Linked DNA regions of Homo sapiens: region 1 is linked to region 2. The links are chromatin loops, found by intact Hi-C in ENCODE. Cell type or tissue: mammary epithelial cell. All regions are shown on one strand. Each heading gives the region's core, and the rest is flanking DNA. Links, peaks and the distances in the headings are about the cores only.

Region 1 (12,607 bases), core at 2,483-10,482, 330 kb before region 2:
AAGAAGGAGGAAGAAATGGGGAAGATAAAAAAGCCAAGAAGCCAACCAGGCTTGCCTGGATAAACACTACATCCCTTACATTGGTTTTACTTCAATAATACAACTAATTAAGGGTTGTTGATTTTTTCAAGTTGCTACTTGGCATGTGAAACAGTTTCTTCCTCAGTAAATTTGAATACCAAGTGTCTATTCTGTGATTGAATGAAGCAAGTATTTTACACATGGGAAACCATTGTTAAATGATTGTATTATAGAAAGGGGTGGATGGGACGGGAGTAAGGGAGGAGCGGATGTCACCATGCCTGTCCCTGTGCTCCCCACCCACCTCCTCTGTTCCTGCTCCCCATGGTGTTTGTCAAGGGGCACAGTGCGCTGAAGGAGGGGTTACCAGGTGGCATATCCAGAAGACATCATTCTCGGCTTCATGGAATCCACTTACTTTGATCTAATTTGTTTACTCATGAAATTCATTCAACGGGCCGGGTGAGGTGGCTCCCAGCACTTTGGGAGGATGAGGCAGGCAGATCACGAGGTCAGGAGTTCAACACCAGCCGGGCCATGATGGTGAAAATCCACCTCTACTAAAAATACAAAAATTAGCTGGGCGTGGTGGCAGGCACCTGTAATCCCAGCTACTAGGGTGGCTAAGGCAGAGAATTGCTTTAACCCGGGAGGTGGAGGTTGCAGTGAGCTGAGATCTCACCACTGCACTACAGCCTGGGTGACAGAGGGAGACGCCATCTCAAAAAACAAAAACAAACAACAAAACAAAAAACAAATTCATTAAACGTTCACATCAGCAGCTTCTGAATGTCTTTTTTTTTTTTTTTTGAGATGGAGTTTAGCTCTTGTTCCCAGGCTGGAGTGCAATGGCGCAATCTCGGCTCACCGCAAGTTCCTGCCTCAGCCTCCCGCGTAGCTGGGATCACAGGCATGTGCCACTACGCCCGGCTAATTTTGTATTTTTAGTAGAGACGGGGTTTCTCCATGTTGATCAGGCTGGTCTTGAACTCCTGACCTCAGGTGATCCGCCCGCCTCGGCCTCCCAAAGTGCTAGGATTACAGGCGTGAGCTACCATGCCCAGCCAGCAGCTTCTGAATATCTAAGCCAATTGTTAAACATAATCATGTTACTGGATTCTTAAAACAAGCTGGAGGCTGGGTGCAGTAGCTCACACCTGTAATCCTAACACTTTGGGAGGCTGAAGCGGGTGGATCACCTGTGGTCACGAGTTTGAGACCAACCTAGCCAACATGGTGAAACCCCATCTTTACTGAAAAAAATACAAAAAAATTAGCTGGGCATGGTGGTGGGCACCTGAATCCCAGCTACTTGGGAGGCTGAGGCAGGAGAATCGCTAGAACCTGGGAGTCGGAGGTTGCAGAAAGCCAAGATTGCACCACTGCACTCCAACCTGGGTGATAGAGGAAGACTTCATCTCAGAAAAAAACAAAAACAAAACAAGCTAGAGACGGGTTTGTTTTAGCTTCATTTTCAAATTGTGAAGACAGGCAGTGAGAGTGAGTGGGTTGTCCAAATTCAGGCAGCAAGCTGGAGACCACACGGTCCCTGGCCCTTTGCAGCCAGAGTGTGTGGGCCAACTGTGTAGTGGTATGCACTCCCACTCTGTCTGCCAGCACTACCATGTACCATGTCTAGCCTCATCACCTGGAGACCTGGGAGTCTTCTTTGGTTTTCTCTGACCTTTGCCACCAGATCTGCTTACTTGCAAGTCCTGTCGGTTGTACACCTCCCAGCCTTTCCCCATCTTCCTCCTTTTTATTTTGGTCATTGTTTCAACCCAGCTAGAATAATATCTGGCCCAGATTATTGCAATAGTTCCTAGTTGGGAGTCCTCTAAACTTTTTTGTTTAAACAATGATGGCCGAACAGGTGGCTCATGCCTGTAATCCAAGCACTCTGGGAGGCTGAGGCAGGAGGACCACTTGAGGCCAAGAGTTCAAGAGCAGCTTGGGCAACAGAGTGAGACCCCACCTCTACAAAAAAAATTTAAAACTTAGCTGGGTGAAGGAAATGTATACAGTGGTCCATTTCCAAGACAAAGTGCCTTAAATCAACTTAGGTCAGTAGACTACAGAAGAAAACAGGATACAGTAGGCTCCTGCTTGGACAGCCAATGCCTGCTTGTCACCCCCCCCCAACCCCCTTAGTTACCCTCACCTGAACCAAAGAAGTTTAGTCTAAGATGAAAGTTTACTAGCTGCAAAATAGCTCGTGTTGCCTGTTCTTATCAGCCTGCCCCAGCTACTTAAGTCATAAGTCAAATACCTGAAGAGCCCCTGAGCTAACTAGGATTGCAATGCATTGTGGGCTGCAACAAAACGCAGCAGGACAACCCTAAAGAAAACACCCGAAGCCCCTACCCAACGACCAATAGGCAATGTCCGGGAAGATTGTGACCCCATAATACACAGCCCATGAGGAACTGGGGGAGGCACCTGTGCACTAGGGGATAAATTGCTTGTTGAAACTGTGCTGGGTGTGCCTGCTGCCAGACACCCAATATTACAAGAGCATCATTAAAAGTCTCACTTTCGCTGTTCTCCAGGTCTCTGAGTCCATTCTTTGGGTTTGGAGGGGTGAGTTTGTTTCTCATAATGGGGAATAAAAATCAAACATTGCCTTGGGGGCAAATATTGGTATCTAGGTAGGTTATAGCTGAAGATGTTCTGTCATTCTGATATGCTCTAGAGTGTTATATGACCTTGTCCCCACAAAGTTAGTGACATAATACTAACACAGGAGACAAGGGAAAAAAGAGGTTATGCTGGAGCTGATTTAATTGCTACTCGGAAGTTGCAGCAGTTGAGTTAGACTTCATGAGGAAATAGGACTTAAGATAGCTGAGCTCTTAATGAGGTTGTGATTTCCCAGGTAGGGGGACTGGGTGTACGAGCATCTGGAAGAAGAAAGTGAAGAGAATGAAACAAGGGAGGAGAAAGGCACCGTATATCAGGGAGCAGTAAGGCCACATTGTGGCAGCAGAATAGCTTAGACATTTATTATTAATTTTTTTAGATGGAGTCTCACTCTGTCACCAAGGCTGGAGTGCAATGGTGCTATCTTGGCTCACCACAACCTCCGCCTCCCAGGTTCAAGTGATTCTCCTGCCTCAGCCTCCCGAGTAGCTGGGATTACATGTGTGTGCCACCACACCTGGCTAATTTTTGTATTTTTATTGGAGATGGAGTTTCACCATGTTGGCCAGGCTGGTCTCCAACCCCTGATATCAGGTGATCCACCCTTCTTGGCCTCCCAAAGTGCTGGGATTACAGGTGTGAGCCACCATGCCTGGCCAGCTTAGACATTTAGATGTAATGTTAGGCATTGGAGAATTAAAGGTTTTGGAGCAAATGAGTGACTTAAAACAGTGTTAAACACAAGATTGATCTGACAGCAGTATTTTTAATTTTTTTTTTTTTTTTTTGAGAGATTCTCCCTCGTCGCCCAGGCTGGAGTGCAGTAGCATGATCTTGGCTCACTGCAACCTCCGCCACCCAGGTTCAAGCAATTCTCCTGCCTCAACCTCCCGAGTAACTGGGATTACAGGTGCACACCATGCCTGGCTAATTAAAAAAATTTTTTTTGTAGAGACAGGGTCTCCTTATGTTGCCCAGGCTGGACATATTCATTTTAAATGGAAAGGGACAGGGCTAGGGAAGTGGACTGCAGAGGACATTAGAGTCAGGCTTGTGCCTGGGCCCAGCTACATGCCAAGTCACCTGTGGCACTAGGTGGGGGGCCTTGTGTAAGTGACCTGACCTAGTTGAGCCTGTTTCCTGATCTGTAAAACAGTATGTATGTCAGAAGGCTCTTTGGAGGATTAGTAATTCACCAAGTATTTTACTTGGTTTCTTTTCTTTTCTTTTCTTTTTTTTAGACGGAGTCTCGCTCTATCACCCAGGCTGGAGTGCAGTGGTGTGATCTCGGCTCACTGCAACCTCCGCCTCCCAGGTTCATGCCATTCTCCTGCCTCAGCCTCCCAAGTAGCTGGGACTACAGGCACCCGCCACCACACCCAGCTGATTTTTTGTATTTTTAGTAGAGACAGGGTTTCACCGTGGTAGCCAGGATGGTCTCCATCTCCTGACCTTGTGGTCCGCCCACCTCGGCCTCCCAAAGTGCTGGGATTACAGGCATTAGCCACTGCGACCGGCCTTACTTGGTTTCTAGAAAGTGCCAGTTTGCTAGGTGCCAAAAGTACAACAGACAAGAAAAAACATAGTCTTGGAACTCCAGGAACTTATTGGCTGGTGGAGGAGACAGATAATAAAAAAGGCAACAAACAGATGAAACACTGCAAAGTGTGACCATGAAGAAGGCAAGCAGCGGGAGAATTACCTTTTAGTTTAAGAGGCCAGGGAAAATCCCTCTGAGTAAGTGAGGCTTACCGAGACCACAGAATTGAGAAGGAGCCTATCAGACAAAGAACAAAGGGGGCTGGGTGTGGTGGCTCACGCCTGTAATCCCAGCACTTTGGGAGGCTGAGGAGGGAGGATCATTTGAGATTGGGAGTTTAAGACCAGCCTGGTGAACATGGTGAAACCCTGTCTCTACTAAAAATACAAAAATTAGCCGGGCGTGGTGGCACATGCCTGTAATTTCAGCTACTCGGGAGGCTAAGGCAGGAAAATTGCTTGAACCTGGGAGGCGGAGGTTGCAGTGAGCCGAGATTGTGCTACTGCAGGCCAGCTGGGTGACAGAGCAAAACTTCATCTTAAATAGCCAAAGGGAAGAACATTCCAGAGAGAGGAGATATGTAGAGACAGGAAGAACTTGCTATGTTCTGAAAATAAAGATACTTCTAGAGCACAAGCGGTGAGGTTGGGAGAGAGGCCTGCGATGAGATGGAGAGGAGGACCCTGCCGGCCCTGACAGGAGTCTGGACTCTTTTAAGTGAAATGGAAGCCACTGAAATGTTTCAGGCGGGGAGGCTCCTGTCCAGATGTGCATTCTAAAAACTCTTATTCTGCTGTGATCCAAAAAATACGTTGAAGGTAGGATCAAAGATCTTGGATGCGAATGGAAAGAGGGAGGAAAAGGGTGAAATCAAGTGTGACTCTTCAGTTTCTGGCTCAAGTGACAGTAGAAAATACTGCAGTTACTGATATGGATATGACCTAAATGGATAGGTACAAGTTTTGGGGCAGAGATGGGATAACATGTTATATACCCTTTTCATGGCTGGCACATATGTGAACACACTCAATATGGGAATTATTACTACTATCTGGACATCCTGGGTTTCATAACAAAGGCTTCTAGAAAACAAGTGGAAATAGTAACTTCCATGTCCTTAAATACAGTCTGCAAGCATGAAATAGAACAGGATTCTCAAAGTGGATGGCAATAGGTTCTCTCTTGAAATAAAAAGAAAACTTCACTACAAAATGATAATGCAGGCCAAGCACCGTGGCTCACACCTGTAATTTTAGTACTTTGGGAGGCTGAGGCAGAAGGATCGTTTGAGCCCAGGCTGGGGAATGTAGCGAGACCCTGCCTCTACCCACCACCCCCCTCCAAAAAAAGGTGATGGCTCCAGGGGAGTATCTACAATACAGCCAACCAAGGAAACTTTGGTTTATCACATCAGCATCTGATAAGGTCTGTGCTTCTCTGAAATCACATTAATGAAAACATGTAACTACCAGAATGCTTCACATTGAAAGCTTTTATTTTGAAAAATAAAATACAAAAGTCATTAGGTTGTAAATGTATAATGGTAATTTCCCAACTTCTCAGAAACAATACAATGAATTAAATAATTAGGATATTTAATATTATTCACATCAATACACTTAAACAGGCACACGTGTTCTACAAAACATTAGAACATGTACAGACAACCTATTTCAAAAGGAGACTGCCCAAGTCTGCTTACAGGATCCCATTTTTAAACCCTCTCCTTGAAAACAAACGTCATAATGTAAGAAAAGAGAACAAGAGGAGTTTTAACAGGAAACACATGTTCCTTCTGGGCTCCTTACTGCAGGGCTGTGCATGAAATCGGGATCAAGAGCTCTTTGCTCAGGAGGCAGATCCCTCACGAGGCCCAAAGCTGTGCGGACACCTCCATCCTCTCAGTGGGAGGAAACTGGCAAATGCACAGGCGGCGCAGCCAAGGTGCAGACGCTCCACCAAGCTTGGCAGGGGACAGCCAATCCTAGGAATTTCCCTTCTGCTGAAAAGGCAGCAATCTTTCCTAGGGCGAACAAACAGAATGTGGTTACAGGTGTGGAGTCCCGGTGTGTTCTCCCTGTGTCTTCGTCTCTTCCTTCCCAGCTACAGGCCTAGACAAGCCAGGCGGTTGGGGAGGTTCCTGCAGATCAGGGGCCAGGAGGATGGATGTTGAGAACAGCTGCCTCAGGAAGACTGCCTGGGAGGCACACACACCCTCACTCTGGTGCTTTCAGATGCATGCAAGTAGCTGCTGGGTGCAAAGCAAGCAGATGGCCAAAACCAGGGCTGCTCCTGCCCATTTCTAAATAACTGACTGTCATCTGCTATTGTTGCTACTGTGGGGGCACTGTCAGGGGCACCAGATGTCCAGGGGTCAGCACCATGATTCCTCGTGTGAAGAAATGGGTCCTAAGGTTCTTAAAGTGTCCAGGGGTCAAGACCCTGATTCCTCCTTATGTGAAGAAATGGGTCCTAAGGTTCTTCAAGTGTCCAGGGGGCAGCACCCTGATTCCTCCTCATGTGAAGAAATGGGTCCTAAGGTTCTTTAAGTGTCCAGGGGGCAGCACCCTGATTCCTCATGTGAAGAAATGGGTCCTAAGGTTCTTTAAGTGTCCAGGGGGCAGCACCCTGATTCCTCCTCATGTGAAGAAATGGGTCCTAAGGTTAAGTGTCCAGGGGTCAAGACCCTGATTCCTCCTCATGTGAAGAAATGGGTCCTAAGGTTCTTTAAGTGTCCCAGGGGTCAGCACCCTGATTCCTCCTCATGTGAAGAAATGGGTCCTAAGGTTCTTTAAGTGTCCAGGGGTCAGCACCCTGATTCCTCCTCACGTGAAGAAATGGATCCTAAGGTTCTTTAAAGGAAGCTCCAGAGAACACAGATACTGTTATTGAAATGCCAAAGGGACCCAAAAGATAAGAAAGATAGTATCCATCCTAAGGGCTTTGCTGTGTCCCCAGTTCTCCTGAGTCCTCCTCAGCACAGGTTGGCCCCTCCCAACCTCCACACACAAGCCAGGGTGAAATGCTGCAGAGGCAACTGCTGATGCGGTCCATCCTACAACACGCTGGTAAAGAAATGAGGCCTTGTGTGTGTTTGGTGGGGCGGGCAGGGAGATTACCTATGAAGTTTGAAAGCATTTTGTATAAACAAAATTAGCCAAGGCCTGATAACTGCTGTTAAATATGCAGACCCACAGGGCATAAGACTAACATTCAGCATTTGCTCCTCAGCAAAAAGGAAACCTGAATCCTAGAACCTGTCAATATTAGCAGCTTGCTGCCATCTGGGATTTTGACATGACGGACCAGCGTCCATGTGCTTCTTATGTCTATAATCCATCAACGCACCGCAAGTCACATTCAACCTGTTTTCTCACTAGCAAAACAGGAATACTACCAGCTTGCCAGAGTGGTTTGAGAACTGAATACAATTTTATATATAGATGTATATATAATTTAGCGTATCTGTTATATATATATCATCTTATATATATGCAAATAAAATCCTTGGTATTTTATGCCTGGTATGGAGTATGCACAATACATCATTATATAAAGTAAAAATAAAAACATTATATAAAAAAAAAAAACAAAGGTCAGCAAGTAAACTATGAGAAAAAATCACTATCAATATCAGATTTTATTTTTATTTATTTATTTATTTATTTTTGAGACGAAGTCTCGCTCTGTCACCCAGGCTAGAGTGCAGTGCTGCAATCTCGGCTCACTGCAACCTCTCTGCCTCCTGGCTTCAAGCAATTCTCTTCCTTCAGCCTCCCGAGTAGCTGGGACTATAAGTGCCCACCACCACGCCCAGCCAATTTTTTTTTTTTGAGACGAAGTCTCTCTCTTGTCACCCAGGCTGGAGTGCAATGGCACGATTTCGGCTTACTGTAACATCCACCTCTTGGGTTCAAGTGATTCTCCTGCCTCAGCCTCCCAAGTAGCTGGGATTACAGGTCCCTGCCACCACACCCAGCTAATTTTTGTATTTTTAGTAGAGACGAGGTTTCACTATGTTGGCCAGGCTGGTCTCGAACTCCTGACCTTGTGATCTGCCCACCTTGGCCTCCCAAAGTGCTGGGATTACAGGCATGAGCCACCATGCCCAGCCAATATCAGATTTTTTGAAAAGGCTGTTCAAGTTACAACTGATCAAAGGCTTTGCCACATCATTTGGAGCAAAACTGATCTTAAGAAAGTTTGGGTGGATAAGCAGAGACTGAAAGTCTGGGACAAGGGTATGAACTCTGAGCAGCTGCACCTGGAGATCTGGGCTGAGAAACCAGCTTTGCCACTCATGAGCTGGTGTCCCTGGACATGTGCCTGATGAGGGCCACATACTCAGATAGAAAAAGGGCTGAGAAGGCAAGGCTGGCCTTGTCTACAATGTAGCACTTAGTCCAATGAGACAATATAGGTTACTCACATAAGCCATCCATAATACATTAAAACAAGCAAGGGCAAACTTGAAAAACCAACCAAGAAACAAACAAACAAACAAAAATTGCAGTAGGGCAAAAACATCTGCAAGTCCAGCACACGAAGAAAGCCACTGGAGGTGGGGATGGGTGGCTGGGGCCCTGGCTGAACAGGTAACCAGAAGTAAACAGCCACTCTTGAGTTCTGGGTTTCCTTGCCTATGGACTATGGTCCTGACAAACGACCTGCTCCCTCTGGGACCAGCTTCCTTATCAGTAAACAGGGAGTTGGGCTTGATGGCCTCCAGGTCCCTTTCAGCTGAAATATTTCATGGTTCATAATGAAAATAACAATACTATTGTGCGCTTATTATGAGCCAGGCTCTTGGATGATGATTAATTCTCACCACCATGCTCTTGTTAATATTATCCTCATTTCATAGATGAATAAATGAAGACACAGAGAGGTGAAGTAATGTGCTTGCTTCCACACAGAAAGTGAAGAGGCAGGATTCCAACCCTGGCAGACGGACTCCAGAGCTGTGCTCTCCACCTTGGCCACCCAGCCCCCTGCAAGAGCCCGAGTGGGAAACAGAAAGACCTGGCAATGTCCCCCAACCCTCACCTCATGTATGGAAGAGGCTCCTGGTTCTGCTACTCCACTTGCTCAGTCTGTTGAAGGAAAGAAAAGATGTTTTAATGTCCTTGAAGTTGGTCAGCATGAGAAGTGACCGTCCCCACTGAAACATGAGGGGTGGCCCGCAGGCTCTGTTCACTTTCAGATGAACTCAGTGCACTACTGTGGTATGCTCAAGAATCTGACTGGCCTTTCCCCCTGGTTCCTGGGAGGGAAATGCCGAATCCTTGGAATTTCCTGGGTAACAAGAGTGTCTTTGTTATTTCTGATGCCCTTGGATCACATCTGGATTTATGTTATGAGATGATTCAGGATGGGGCTGCTCACCACAAAGACCAACCATGGGATCAGGGGCTGGGGCTTGGAGCCCACGTCAACTCTGGGGAGGGGAGGTTGGCTGGAGATTGAGTTCTAACACATGACCAACGATTTGATCAATCTTGCCTGCATAAATAAACCCCAATAAAAATGCTGGGTGTGGAAGTTCAGTGGCACTTCCCGGTTGGTGAACACATGGGTGTGCCGGGAGGGTGACGTGCCCTGCTTTCATAGGGAGGAGGCACAGAAGCTCTGCATTCAGGACCCTCCTGGGCCCACTTCTATCTTATGGCTGGTCCTGATCTGCATCCTTTATAAAACTGTCATTGTTAAGTACTACACTTTACCGAGTTTTATGAACCATTCTAGCTAATTATTCAATCTGAAGGTTCTATGAGTTTCTGCTGATTTTCATTAGAAGTTAAACTGAAGACCTTATGGGCCCTTTTCTACGTGTGTGTGTCTCTGTGTGCACACTTCTGCATGATTGTTTCTTTTTTTAATAGACAAGGTTTCCCTCTGTAACCCAGGCTGTAGTGCAGTGGCACAATCACAGCTGTCTGGGCTTAACAGATCATCCTGCCTCAGCTTCCCAAGTATGCCACCACGCTCAGCCTTTTTTTTTTTTTTTTTTTTTTTGATGGAGTCTTGCTCTGTCACCCAGGTTGGAATGCAGTGGCGCAATCTCGGTTCACTGCAACCTCTGCCTCCTGAGTTCAAGCAATTCTCCTGCCTCAGCCTCAGGAGCAGCTGGGATTATAGGTGTGTGCCACCACACCCAGCTAATTTTTTTTGGTACTTGTTTTTAGAGATGGAGTTTTGCCATGTTTGCCAGGCTGGTCTTGAACTCCTAATCTCAAGTGATCTGCCCGCCTCAGCCTCCCAAAGTGCTGGGATTACAGGTGGGAGCCACCACGCCTGGCCCTGCCCAGCTAATTTTTTGATAGAGATAGGGTCTTGCTATGTTGTCCAGGCTTTTTGCCCAATTTAAAAAAAAATTCCCTTACGATGATGATCTATATTCCACAGATGAGTTTTTTGTTTGTTTGTTTTTTGTTTTTTTTTTTGAGAGGGAGTCTCGCAATCTTTCCCAGGCTGGAGTGCAGTGGCACGTTCTCAGCTCACTTCAACCTCTGCCTCCTGAGTTCAAGCGATTGTCCTGCCTCACCCTCCCAAGTAGCTGGGATTACAGGTGCCCAACACGCCCAGCTAATTTTTTTTTTTGTATTTTTAGTAGAGATGGGGTTTCACTATGTTGGCCAGGCTGGTCTAAAACTCCTGCCCTCGTGATCCAGCCGCCTTGGCCTCCCAAAGTGCTGGGATTACAGGTGTGAGTCACTGCACTCGGCTCCAGATAAGTCCTTTGTTTCAAATATATTCTCCTACTTAGGCTCACTATTTTACTCTCATGATTTTTATTACATAAACATCCTCAATTATAATGTAGTTCATATTATCTACCTTTAAATTAATAATCAGTACTTTTTAGGGCTTAAGAAATCCTGTCCTCTTATGGTCATAAAGATGGTTCCTCTATTATCTTCTTCGTTTTTATGAGACAGGATTGACTGCCCAGGCTGCAGTGCAGTGGTGTGATCTCGGCTCATTGCAGCTTCAACCTCTGGGGCTCAGGTGATCCTCCCACCTCAGCCTCCCAAGTAGCTGGGACTACAGGCATGCACCACACCCAGCTAATTTTTTGTATTTTTAGTAGAGATGAGGTTTGGCTATGTTTCCCAGGCTGGTTTTGAATGCCTGGACTCAAGCAATCTGCCTGCCTCCCAAAGTGCTGGGATTACAAGCGTGAGCCTCATGCCTGGCTCTTCTATATCCTCTAACAACTTTCATTATTTTGCCTTTCACATTTAGGTGTGCAATCCATTTGGAAATATTTTTAGGTATGTTGTGAAGCAGGAGTGTCCCTTTAGTTTTAGTCTCAAATACCTTTTCTTGACTTCTTCAGATTTGTTATGCAAACCGGCTTTTGGAATTTTTTTTTTTTTTTTTTTTTTTTTTTTTGAGACAGACTCTCGCTCTGTCACCCAGGCTGGGATTACAGGCGCACACCACCAAGTCTTGCTAATTATTTTATATTTTTAGTAGAGACGGGGTGTCACTGTGTTGGCTAAACAGATCTTGAACTCCTGACCTCAGGCAATCCACCCACCTGGGCCTCCCAAAGTGCTGGGATTACAGGCGTGAACCACCGCACCTGGGCGCTTTTGGATTTTATATTCCTTCAAGACAGCCTCTTGGAATATTCTCTGGCTCCAATTTCCACAGCCGGTGTCAGTCTGTTCATGAATCTGCCCAGGTTTCTGGGACATCATGCCCAGCCTGGGCCCAGAGCTCTGTGTCCCCTTGTCTGCACGAGGTGGTCGGATTCTTCTGGATAAATCAGGAGCTCCTTGAGGTCTTTCTTTCCCCCGTGACTCCTGAGGACTTACTCTAATTCCTCACCATAGTAGACACTGGGTAAACAATTGGTGAATAAGTGAATGAATGGATGAATAGTAAATATATGTGAATAAGAATATGCCTTGAAAGTACTTTGAAACACTCAAGTCATATGTATCAATTACTGGCGGCTAAGTGTTTTCAGAAAAGGGTCAGGAAGGAAGAGGCTTCAACTCTGGTGTGAGACATGGCTTCCCTCAGAGAGGGCAGCCCATTTACTCCAGGCTTGCATCAGGCAACTGGACTTCACACAAGTCTCTGAGGTGCTGTTGCTTCACCAACCTCTATCTGGAACGCTTTCAGAAACTGAGTTCAAAACTGAGTCTCCTCTTCCTATTGACAAGCTAATCACTGACAGCAGCAGCCTGGAGGCAACATGCATCATCGCCTTGCTGGAAAGGGAAGTCGGCTGCACTCAGGCCATGAGTGTCCATTTTTTCTGACTTCCATATGGGCATGACAGTGATGCCCAGAGGCAGGATGCCGGGCTCCTCTAGGCATGTCAGCCGTGAGACTCCCTGTTTCTTTCCAACCCAGGAAACAGGATTGGAATGCAAGTCAGTGAGAGAAGAC
Region 2 (12,607 bases), core at 3,127-11,126:
ATCTTTAGCAGAACCTTGAGTTGCAGATACAGTTGACCCTTGAACAACACGAGCTTGAACTTCATGGATCTCCTTATACGCAGATTTTAAAAAATAAATGCAGTTGGCCCTCCATATCTGCAGGTTCCACATCTGCAACCAAACGCAGAGAATGAAAATACAGTATTTGAGGGATGAGAATATACCTGCATATGTGGAGAGCTGGCTTCCTAGCTGCTGGTTCTGCAAGGCTCTCTGGGACACAAGCATGTTCGGATTTTGGTGTATGTGGGGGTCCTGGGATCAATCTCCGATACATACCAGAGGATGCCTGTATATTGTAACTCTATCAGACACTCCCAGAACCTGAAGCGAGGAGGCACAATGAACAACTCCTCTAAGTTTTTGCTACTTTTTAAAATTCTGATTGAGGAAATACCTACTAAGTAACTAATACATAATAATAATAATAATACCAGAAATTTCTTCTTTTTTTTTGAGACGGCGTTTCGCTCTTATCACCCAGGCTGCAGTGCAATGGCACGATCTCGGCTGACTGCAACCTCTACCTCCTGGGTTCAAGCGATTCTCCTGCCTCAGACTCCTGACTAGCTGGGACTACAGGTATGTGCCACCATGCAAAATATTTATATAGCAAAGTTAGGTATTTCTGTATATTAGGTATTTACTATTTGGCTAACTTTGTCTATAAATGATCATTGATATGGCTGGAAAGGTTTGTGTCAACTCTTTTATTCTTTTTATTTATTTGTTTATTTATTTTGAGACAGTCTTGCTCCATCAACCAGGCTGGAGTGCAGTGGTGCGAACTCAGCTCGTGGCAACCTCTGCCTCCTGGGTTCAAACGATTCTCCTGCGTCAGCCTCCCGAGTAGCTGGGATTACAGGCGCCCGCCACCACACCTGACTAACTTTTTTGTATTTTTAGTAGAGACAGGGTTTCATCATGTTGGCCAGGATGGTCTCAATCTCTTGACCTCATGATCCGCCCACCTTGGCCTCCCAAAGTGCTGGGATTACAGGTGTGAGCCACCGCGCAGCCCACTTTTTTTTTTGAGACGGAGTCTCATTCTGTCGCCCAGGCTGGAGTGCAGTGGCGTGATCTCGGCTCACTGCAAGCTCTGCCTCTCAGGTTCATGCCATTCTCCTGCCTCAGCCTCCCGAGTAGCTGGGACTACAGGCGCCTGCCACCACGCCCAGCTATTTTTTTGTATATTTAGTGGAGACGGGGTTTCACTGTGTTAGCCAGGATGGTCTCGATCTCCTGACTTCATGATCCGCCCGCCTTAGCCTCCCAAAGTACTGGGATTACAGTCGTGAGCCACCGCGCCCGCAGCCCACTCTTTTATTCTTGAATGTAATATATATAATTAGGAAAATGGACACTATCTTCTGTACCATCTTTTTGAGGTAGTGTCAGGATTTCTTTCTTTTCACAGCTGGAAATACTGATATTTAGAAAAGGTGGGTAATAGGTACTATAACATCCCAGTAACAGGACTGCAAAGAGGATACTCGTTTGCTAGCTCCCAAGAGAATGCTACAGGTTAAGTTGTTCATTGACTTCAGAAGCTGCCCAGTTTGCTTGTACCAGACTTTAGTTTTTCAGAGCATGACTTGATAGCATAGGCTGGGCATAGGAGAATTTGAGCAATTCTTTTCGTCGTTGCCTGCGTAAGAGTTGACTGTGTGGCAATTAATAGGCACTGTTTGCATGTGCCGTTTGTGTATGTGTGTGCTTCTGAGGAAAGTTCACCAAGAGATCATTTTGTTCTGTTTATTCGGAATTCAGTTTCCGAATAAACTGAATTGTTTATATCCATTTAATTGACTCACCAAGTTAAGCAAATTTTACAAATTAAATGTCAACTAGAAAGTCAACTTCAGTCATCTAATTCATTACTTAAGGAAATTAAGTAACTGCCTGCCTGTAGTATAAATTTAGACAGTCTTTAAAATGCGTTTGGAGTATTTGCTTTAAACACATGTAAATAAAATAAGTACTATTCTAAGTCCTACAGGAGAATATGAAGTTTTTGTATAGGTAAGCAGTTTCTGGAAATCTGATTGCATGTGAACGTATTACATAATACTAAAGTGTGAGCTGTAGAGCAGACAGTTCCAGCTTTGTAGAGATCTACAGCTTGTACATTTATAATTGCTAGATGTGTCCATTAAGTTCTACTAGCTCTAAAACACTTTTGAAGACCTGGAGCAGTAGGTCATGCTTGTAATCCCAGCACTTTGGGAGGCCACGGTGGGGGGGGAATCACCTGAGGTCAGGAGTTCGAGACTAGCCTGACCAACATGGAGAAACCCCATCTCTACGAAAAATACAAAATTAGCTGGGACATGCCTGTTAATCTCAGCTACTTGGGAGGCTGAGGCAGGAAAATCGCTTGGACCCGGGAGGTGGAGGTTGCAGTGAGATGAGATTGGGCCATTGCATTCCAGCCTGGGCAACAAGAGCAAAACTCCATCTCAAAAAAAAAGAAAAAAAAGAAAACAAAACAAAACAAAAAAAACTTTTGGGGCAAATGTATTTTACATCCTCAATTATAAGTTACAGTAATTTTATTTTTAACTTTATGGCATTCTTTATTTTAGTTTTACATTTTCATATTCCTTAACTTCTTAGCATGAAAAATTTTAAACCTGTGAAACAGCTGCAAAAACAGTACCACAAATACCTGTATTATACTCATTACCTGAAGTCACCACTTGTTAACATTTTGATTTGGGTATTTGCTACCCTTCCCCCTTCCCCCTTCCCTTCTTTTTTTTTTTTTTTTTTTTTTTGAGAGGGAGTCTCACACTGTCGCCTGGGCTGGAGTGCAGTGTTGCCATCTTGGCTCACTGCAACCTCCACCTCCCAGGTTCAAGTGATTCTCCTGCCTCAGCCTCCTGCGTAGCTGAGATTACGGGCGCCTGCCACCACACCCAGCTAATTTTGTGTATTTTTAGTAGATACAGAGTTTCACTATGTTGGCCAGGTTGGCTTTCTTTCTTTCTTTTTTTTTTTTTTTAATTAGAGACACTTGAGCCCAGGCTGGATCTAAACTCCGGGCTGAAGCGATCCTCCTTTCTCAGCCTTCGGAATAGCTGGGATGACAGGTGTGAGCCACCGTGCCTGGAATTCCCTTATTTCTTTTGCACAGGCATGAGCTTTCTCTCCATACACAGGTGCACACACTTACTTTACTGAACCATTAGAGAGTTGTAGACAGCAGATCATTTCACCCCTTCTTGGAAAAGGGCATTCTATGTAGCTACAGTCGCCTTATCACACTCAGGAAACTTAGCGCTGATATATCTACTATTATTAAGATACAATGTAGGCCAGGTGCGGTGGCTCATGCCTGTAATCCCAGCACTTTGGGAGCTGAGACGGGCGGATCACTTGAGGTCAGGAGTTGGAGAGCAGTCTGGCCAACGTGATGAAACCCCATCTCTACTGAAAATACAAAAATTAGCCAGGTGTGGTGGTGCATTCCTGTAGTCCCAGCTACTTGGGAGGCTGAGGTGGGAGAATTGGTTCAACCTGGGAGGCGGAGGTTGCAGTGAGCCGAGATCGTGCCATTGCACTCCAGCCTGGGCAACAGAGCCAGACTTTGTCTCAAAAAAAAAAAAAAAAAAAAAGATGCAATGTAAACTCACATTCCTTCAGTTGTCCTAATAGTGTTCTTTTTCCTCCCAATTCAGGATCCAGTGAAGAACTACACATTGCATTTAGTTGTCATGTTTCTTTAATTTCCTTTCCTCTGGAAGTTTACTTAGCTTCTTTTTGTGACATTGGCACTGTGACAAATGACATTGATATTTGAAGAGTCTAAATCTAACCCAGTTGTTTTGAAGACTGTTCCTCAATTTGGAATTCTCTGATTATATCCTCATGGATAGATTTGAATTAAACATCTTGGGGCTGGATTGCTCTGAGGGATGTCTTTCTCATGCATCACATCATTATTGGTGCTGTGAAATTGGATAACTTGATTAAGTTGATGTCTGTCTGGTTTCACCATATCCTGTTGCCAACAACCTGTCATTTAGTGTGGTTACAGTAACTTCTCAAGGGTAAAAACTGCCTTAAAAAAAAATTCCACAACACATACAGCCCGTTTAGGACTTCATAAAAAGGTAGATAAGGTACCTCTTGACCTTTTGTTAAATAAAGAAGGGCCTAGCATACATTGGCATTTTGTCAGAGTATTTAGCTGGGTTAAAAACAATTATCTTGCTGATAAAAGAAAATCAATGAATAAATCAGTTTCTGTCAGCCAGAGTCTGCAAAATGCAGTACCTGTGTAAACATCGATTGTTCTCTTGATCCCAAAACACAGATTCATTAAAACTTATGTGAAAGAGAGTTTTCCTCCTTTATATTTGTTCTAGAAGAGGCAAAGAATGTTCTTTGGATTCTTACATTACAGTATTGACTTTTTCAGTGGCATAGTAACTTGGAATGGCCAAGGACAAATTTTCGCAGAGCGTGCAATATTCTGAATGACAGAGAAGGGGCAATGATTTGGAAATGAAATTGTAACGGTGCACCTGGGATGGATCCGTTGGTCCTGAAGAGAAACAATATTCATATTTTTTCTCCAGTTAACTATTCCAGGAAGGGATGTCTTAACGCCTCATATTTTGGAGAGCACAGGGAGTTATAACTCAATTTCAAGCAAAGATAGGAGGAAGCCAGTGGGCTGATTTCCTGATTAAGCAGGCAAAGATGACATGTGGTTTGATTTGTCATTTTCAATTTTAAATGAGCTCTGTCACATGCACTAATTATGCATTGTCTTTCCTGTGTTAGATTCCTTTCAAATATGATACTCTTTGTGACTTCAGTGTGTTTGTGGTCATTTGGGCAAAGCAGCACTTTTGTGAAATCGTAGCTTGAATCACTGGTAGCATTTGGTAAGCTTCACAGAGCTGATTTGATTACAGTGCTGACATCACTGTGCTGATGACCTAAGGCCTAGGTTGAGCCCTGTGTGAACCACTGTTGGTTTTGCTTTATTTATTGACTGGGAAATCAACTATCTGTTTGGCCCATGCTTTTGAAATCTTGGGTCATCATTTGCATCATCTCACTGCACTCCTGGTTTAAGACATACAGGGGTCTCTGTTGCACAATATGTCAAGCACAGACCCCTCTACCTGATTTTTCAGGATTCTGCATTACCAGTTTCCATTCATCCAGTCCAGTCTCATTTCCCACAACTCCATAGTTGCCTTCCACTTTATTTAGACTTCTTACTGTGTGACCTTGAGCAAGTTATTTAATTTCTGAACCTTGGCTTCCTGTCTATAGAGTAGGAATCATACGAATAGCTTCTACATCATAGGGTTTTTAATGACAATTAACTGAGATAATATCTTTTAAAAATAATAACCTTCCATTATGGAGATGTTAATACAAGTACCAAGAACTGTGCTAAACTTTTAAAATTTGTTGTCTCACTTCATCATAACAGTTTGATGAGGTAGGAGGAGCTGGTGGTAGTGGTAGTTGCACAGGTAGTAGTAATGATAACGTTGGTGCTTATTGAGCACTTAATATGTTCCGGGTATTTTACATGTTTCCAGTGAACCCTGTGAACAGTCTTACAAGGTTGATACTATAATTGCCATTTGATAGATAGGAAATTTAAGCATAATGAGATTAAGTAACTTGCCCAGATTCACATAGCCAAAGAATGCAAGAGCTGGATTGAAATCCAGGCCACACTTTTAGATACTAGTTTCATCCCATTTTTAGTTTAGAAGGAAAACTTAGGGAGTAATTAACTAAAACTCTCACAGCATATAAATGGCAGAGCTAGAATGTGAACCCAAATCTGATTTCAAAACTATATTCTTTGTCATACTCCACTGCCTGCAGACTGCTGAAAACAATGCTTTCTGATATGCTATTGTAGAGTGGATCGATTGTGATTTAATATACATCACATTGTTGTTTCTTCACTCAGGAAAGATGGCATATTGCCTGGATTAACTGTTACACAGGGAACCAGGCTTTTGGCCACTGCTTGCCACCCTGACTGTACCTGTTGAGTTGACGTAGGTGGTGAACACCCTGGGAGCATGGTGGATATTTGGCAGGATACTTGCCCATGGCTGGAATTCCCAGTGGTGACATTGGTGTTAAGTGGGCCATTTCTGTTGATTCAGCAGGAGGACGTGGCTGCCCAAGATGTCAATAGCTGATGGGAGGCAGATAATAATGGGGAGAGGACATGGCTGTTGGATGGGACAGCACTTTGTTCCCAAGTCTGCTCTGAAATTGCCCACAGCTAGCTAAACCATGTTGGACTTAAGACATTTCTCAGTTTCAGTTTTAGGTGGTAGTCCCCAAATTCTAAAAGCGGACTACTACATCTTGACAGGAATTCTTTTTTTTTTTTTTTTTTTTTGAGACAGAGTCTCTCTGTGTTGCCCAGGCTGGAGTGCAGTGTCGCGATCTCGGCTCACTGCAAGCTCTGCCTCCCCGGTTCATGCCATTCTCCTGCCTCAGCCTCCCGAGTAGCTGGGACTACAGGCACCTGCCACCACGCCCGGCTGATTTTTTTTTGTATTTTATTGATTGATTGATTGATTGATTGTAGAAACGGGGTTTCACCATGATAGCCAGGATGGTCTTGATTTCCTGACCTCATGATCCGCCTGCTTCGGCCTCCCAAAGTGCTGGGATTACAGGTGTGAGCCACCGTGCCTGGCCCCCAACTTGACAGGAATTATTATTATTATTATTATTATTATTAAGACGGAGTCTCGCTCTGTCGCCCAGGCTGGAGTGCAGTGGCGTGATCTTTGCTCACTGCAAACTCCGCCTCCTGGGTTTATGCCATCCTCCTGCCTCAGCCTCCTGAGTAGCTGGGACTACAGGCGCCCGCCACCACACCTGGCTAATTTTTTGCATTTTAGTAGAGACGGGGTTTCACTGTGTTAGCCAGGATGGTCTCAATCTCCTGACCATGTGATTCGCCCGTCTTGGCCTCCCAAAGTGCTGGGATTACAGGTGTGAGCCACAGCGCCCGGCAGATGGGAATTCTTTTACAGATATTTGATACCCAGAAAGGGGTGTGAGCCCAGACTGATAACTTACTTTTCTTTTTCAGGAAGGATGTCGATTCTGCGCTTCTCAGTAACTACGTGGTAAATTGAACTGTTACATTTTCCTCTCTGATAATTTGCCCTTTGCTTGTAAGATTGTTGAATTGATTTTGGTTAGAAATGACTGAATTCAGACTAGGTGCAATGGCTCACGCCTATAATCCCAGCACTTTGGGAGGCTGAGGCAGATGGATCACTTGAGGTCAGGAGTTCGAAACCAGGCTGGTCAACATGGTGTAACCCCATCTTTACTAAAAATACAAAAATTAGCCAGCTGTGGTGGCACGTGCCTGTAGTCCCAGCTCCTTGGGATCCCAACTGAGGTAGGAGGATCACTTGAACCTGGGAGGGGGAGGTTGCAATGAGCCAAGATCACGCCACTGCACTCCAGCCTGGGCAATAGAGCCAGGCTCTGTCTCCAAAAAAAAAAAAAAAAAAAAGGATGTAGTTGAATTTTCCACTTCAAAACAAGACATGTGGCACCATCTAGTGGACCTTGGAATAGTCTAAGCTTTATATGTTATACGTATACGTAGTACTTCAGGGAAGCTGGGAAGACTCTAATTCAGAGCAGGCAAATTTCAGTAAATCTCAAAGATTCTAGATAATCATTTGGGATGTAGTCATAGGATAGAAGCATCTATTTTAGAGCTGTTTCTGCAAAATTTCCCATTGAAATATTTATGCTTTTTCCTAATTATCACCCTTGATATATTTATATATTTATAATGCTTTTATACATTGTTATTTTAATCTTCAAATAGTCTTTTGGGTATTAACATTGTTATTTTGAAAGTGAGTTTAGTTGACTCACCTTTCTGAATAGTAGAAATTAACAAATTTATAATTTTTGGGGCCTAGGGTGGGGTTCCCAGGGAAAGGAAAAGAAGGAAAAAGATTGGTAAGACGGAAGATATTCCAGCATTTTTGCCTCCTATTTGGCACTAGCAAAACCATCTGATAGGCTCACTCCAGGTGTAGAAAGAACCATTTATACCTTGACTGTGAATTTTCCATGTGCTAGAGTCTAAACTCAGGAAGACTCAGAGGAGGTCTAGAAGGTAGTAGCTTAAGTGCTGTGGCTCATGCCTGTAATCTCAGCACTTTGGAAGGCCAAGGAGAGAAGACTGCTTGAGGCTATGAGTTAGAGATCAGCCTGGGAAACCTAGCAAGACCCCCAGCTCTTAAAAAAATAAATTAGCTGGGCATGGTAGCAAACACCTACTATGGTCCTAGCTACTTGGAAGGCAGAGGGGAGGTTTGCTTCAGCCCAGGAGTTTGAGGTTACAGTGATGACCACTGTACTCTAGCCTGGGAGACAGCCTTTGGGACCCTGTCCCCTAAAAAAAGCTCCCAGAGTGGAAGACAGCAAAAAGAAAGAAACCGCCTCCCTTCCACATCCCCCCAAAAGAAAAGAAGGTAGTAGAATAAACAGAGTTGGCCATATTCTTTCCTCTCTAAAGGCTCAGTCTCAAGTGGTTGCAGCTTAGAACAGGAAGGAAATGGTTGAATGGTTTTTGGCCAAGCCTTTGGCTTTTAGGAGCCTCCTTGTCCAGTTTGGACTTTGCTAGGCGTTTGGGTGTTTTATCCATTGGGGAAACATTGCATTCATTGATCTCATGCCACTATTTCTGAAAGGAACAGCAGATGAGAGGGGTCGCATTGTATTTAGTGATGGTGTGTGAGCCTGCATTTTCTTCACTTCTGTGGTAGAATCTCTAAAACAGGAATGAGACTGAGATTCCCCCCTGCCTCCAGCACTCTAATGCATGCATGTTTTATCCTTGTGGGGAAAGTTTGCTTCTAAAAATCCATAGCATTTTTTCCTCCCCTTTTTTTGGTAAACTCTGTCTTATCACTTGCTTCAAAATTTTTCTTTTCCAGAAAGAAATTATTATGTTAGATTTTTTTTTTTTTTTTTTTTTTGAGATTGAGTCTCACTCTGTCGCCCAGGCTGGAGTGCAGTGGCATGATCTCGCCTCACTGCAAGCTCCACCTCCCGGGCTCATGCCATTCTTCTGCCTCAGCCTCCCGGGTAGCTGGGACTACAGGCGCCCGCCACCACGCCCGGCTAATTTTTTTTGTATTTTTAGTAGAGATGGGGTTTCACCGTGTTAGCCAGGATGGTGTCGATCTCCTGACCTCGTGATCCGCCTGCCTTGGCCTCCCAAAGTGCTGGGATTAAAGGTGTGCACCACTGCACCTGGCCTATGTTAGATTTTTATACTAGAGAAGCAGAATTCTTTTTTAACAAAATATTTGTTTTAAGAAAATTTGCTTTCAAATAGTATATTTTTGAGATCAGAGGAGATTAGTGATGTGTATATTCATAGGAAATGTTTGAAATTGTTTTTTTTTTTTTGAGATGGAGTCTTGCTCTGTTGCCCAGGCTGGAGTGCAGTGGCGTGATCTCAGCAACCTGCAACCTCTGCCTCCCAGGTTCACGCCATTCTCTTGCCTCAGCCTCAAGAGTAGCTGGGACTACAGGTGCCTGCCACCACGCCTGGCTAATTTTTTGTATTTTTAGTAGAGATGAGGTTTCACCATTTTAGCCAGGATGGTCTTGATCTCCTGACCTCATGATCCGCCCGCCTCAGCCTCCCAAAGTGCTGGGATTACAGGCATGAGGCACCGCACCTGGCCATATTTGAAATATTTTAGGTAAATTAATGAATTTGGATTATTTGGCTTATATAAAAGAGCATTTTTTTAATGTCATATGCCTCTGGGACTCATATTTGCTCAAATCCAAGAATTGGAAGCTGCGTAATGGGCGGGTGAAAGGAAGTACTACAGTTTCCTGTTTATCCTTCAAAACCACTGACCTTAGATAGATATATTTCTCAAATTTATTCATAAACTTCTTTTGTGTATCTTCTCCTGGGTGTTTCATTTACTAACTGATCTGAAAGAGCAGCGTAAAGAAAGTGGAAAGAATAAACACAGCTCTGGGCAACAGAACTTGAACACTATCACCTATGAAGTAAGGCTGGGCTTCTGCCAGGCCTACCTAAAGTACCATTGAGGGAGGGGGGTTTATTCTCCCAACGACTGGCTGCTGAAATCAAGATCGCCTTTTATCTGATTTGAATACTTTTACTGTAACCTGATTTTTATTCTGTTTATAAAAGTGGGAGGAGTTTGGTCAAGTGTAGTGTTTAGCCAGCTACAAAGTTAGAAGGAATAGTCTAAAAGATTGCTCTCACTTCTCCTTGAAAGGGAATCACTGCTCACTGCAGCCTCAACCTCCCAGGCTCAAGTGGTGCTCCGAGCTCAGCTTCCCAAGTAGCTGGGAATATGGGTATGCACTGCCATGCCTGGCTAATTTTTTTGTTGTTGTCCAGGGTGGTCTTGAATCCCTGGGCTCAAGGGATCTTCTCACCGCATCTTTCCAAAGTGCTGGGGACTTAGACACTTAAGGCTATTGTTTATTTTTCAAGTTTCAGATTCTTCCCAAAATATGTAATTATAATTCCTCTCAAATTATATCTGTATTCTTCTTCAAAAGCCACAAATTCTGTGTAATCATGAGAAAATATCAGACCATTGCAAATCAATTTTAAAAAAACACCTTTTATTTTGAAATCATTTTTCTTTTTTTTTTTTGGAGATGGAGTCTCCCTCTTGTTGCCCAGGCTGGAGTGCAATAGCACGATCTTGGCTCACCACAACCTCCGCCTACCAGGTTTAAGTGATTGTCCCGCCTCAGACTCCTGAGTAGCTGGGATTACAGGCATGCGCCACCTCGCCTGACTAATTTTGTATTTTTAGTAGAGATGGGGTTTCTCCATGTTAGTCAGGCTGGTATCGAACTCCCAACCTCAGGTGATCCGCCGATCTTGGGCTCCCAAAGTGCTCGAATTATAGGTGTGAGCCACTGCGCCCAGCCATTTTTCTCTTACATAAAAGTTGTAGAGACAGGTGCTGGGAGTTCTTGTGTACCCTTCCCATAGTTTTCTCCGATGTTAACATCTTACATAACCATGGTCTATACCATGAAAAACCAAGAAATTAACATTGGTACATACTATTAAACTAAGCTAAAATTTTATTTGAATACCTTGTTTTCCCACTGCTGTTTTCTGAGTTCCAGGATTCAGTTCAGGATACCATTTTTTTTTTTTTTTTTTTTTTTTTTTTTTTGAGAGGGAGTCTCTCTCGCTCTGTCGCCCAGGCTGGAGTGCAGTGTCATGATCTCGGCTCACTGCAAGCTCCGCCTCCCAGGTTCACGCCATTCTCCTGCCTCAGCCTCCCGATAGTAGCTGGGACTACAGGCGCCCGCCACCACACCTGGCTAATTTTTTGTATTTTTAGTAGAGACGGGGTTTCACCGTGTTAGCCAGGATGGCCTCAATCTCCTGACCTTGTGATCCACCTGCCTCGGCCTCCCAAAGTGCTGGGATTACAGGTGTGAGCCACCGCACCTGGCTCAGGATACCATTTTATATTTAGTTAACATGTTCCCATAATGTCATTTGTTCTGTGTCCTTACTCTTCCTTTGTCTTCCTTGACACTTGTGAAGGGCTGGTCAAGTATTTTGTAGAACGTCCCTTGATTTGTGATTGTCTGACGTTTTCTTATGATTACACAGAACCTGTGGCTTTTGAGGAAGAGTACCACAGAGGTGATCTCCCCTTCTCGTGTCCTGATATCTCAGGGTACATGATATCGATGTTTCTTTCTTTTTTTTTTTTTTTTTTGAGATGGAGTCTCTCTCTGTTTCCCAGGCTGGAGTGCAGTGGCACAGTTTTGGCTCACTGCAACCTTCACCTCCTGGATTCATTCCATTCTCCTGCCTCAGCCTCCCGAGTGGCTGGGACTACAGGTGCCGGCCACCATGCCCGGCTAATTTTTTGTATTTTTTTAGTAGAGACGGGGTTTCACCGTGTTAGCCAGGATGGTCTCAATCTCCTGACCTCGTGATCCGCCCGCCTCGGCATCCCAAAGTGGTGGGATTACAGGTGTGAGCCACCGTGCCCGGCCAATGTCGGTGTTTCTTATGGCTACTATTGTTAACTTTGGTCATTTGGTTAAGATAGTATCTGCCTGGATTGTCCACTGTAAAGCTACTGTTTCTTCATTTCCATATTATGTTAGAAAGGATTCACCAAGTTCAGCCCATATTCAAGGGGAAGAGGGAGATTAAGCTTCACCTCTTGAAGGGAGGGATATCAAAGAATTTGTGGATATATGTTAAAACCACCACAGTAATTAAAAAATATTTTTTGGGAGATGCTTTGTGGCTAGGAAAACAGCCTACCCTTTGCTTATGCTTTTAACCACCAATTTTAGCATTCATTGGTGGATCTTTCCTGAAGTAATTATAACTATGGTACAGTTGCCTGATAGTGATTTAAAAATTTTTCTCATTCCTTCTATGCTTATTAGATTTTTATATATATATTTTTTTAAGAGACTAGATTTTGCTGTGTTGCTTCAGGCTGGTTTCAAACTCCTGGCTCAAGTGATCTTCCTGCCTTGGCCTCCCATA

The links. Peaks named below come from ENCODE experiments on the same cell type or tissue, not always from the same donor. Only the 100,000 strongest peaks of a DNase experiment are listed, where the experiment ranks them.
Region 1: it touches region 2 in a loop (3-fold over the local background); 1 of 110 quality-filtered maps calls a loop at or near these places.

Annotation. Positions count from the first base shown.
Region 1 is chr7:66,353,512-66,366,118 of GRCh38, reverse strand. TPST1 (tyrosylprotein sulfotransferase 1) reads right to left here. Exons shown (of 6, transcript NM_003596.4): 5 at 9,248-9,294; 6 at 5,676-6,224. The coding sequence ends at 9,277. Among named protein-coding and RNA genes, the nearest start is that of LINC00174, 41 kb to the left of the region's middle. RefSeq lists a silencer at 3,495-3,659. In mammary epithelial cell, for the core only: a CTCF peak has its summit at 6,157; DNase peaks (open chromatin) are centred at 6,278, 9,598 and 10,178; H3K27ac peaks cover 5,347 bases.
Region 2 is chr7:66,026,050-66,038,656 of GRCh38, reverse strand. It overlaps LOC105375336 (a long non-coding RNA gene), which reads left to right. Exons shown (of 5, transcript XR_002956511.2): 2 at 481-603; 3 at 7,121-7,157. It also overlaps the pseudogene LOC100419772. Among named protein-coding and RNA genes, the nearest start is that of ASL, 43 kb to the left of the region's middle. In mammary epithelial cell, for the core only: a CTCF peak has its summit at 7,607 (motif pointing left); a DNase peak (open chromatin) is centred at 7,596.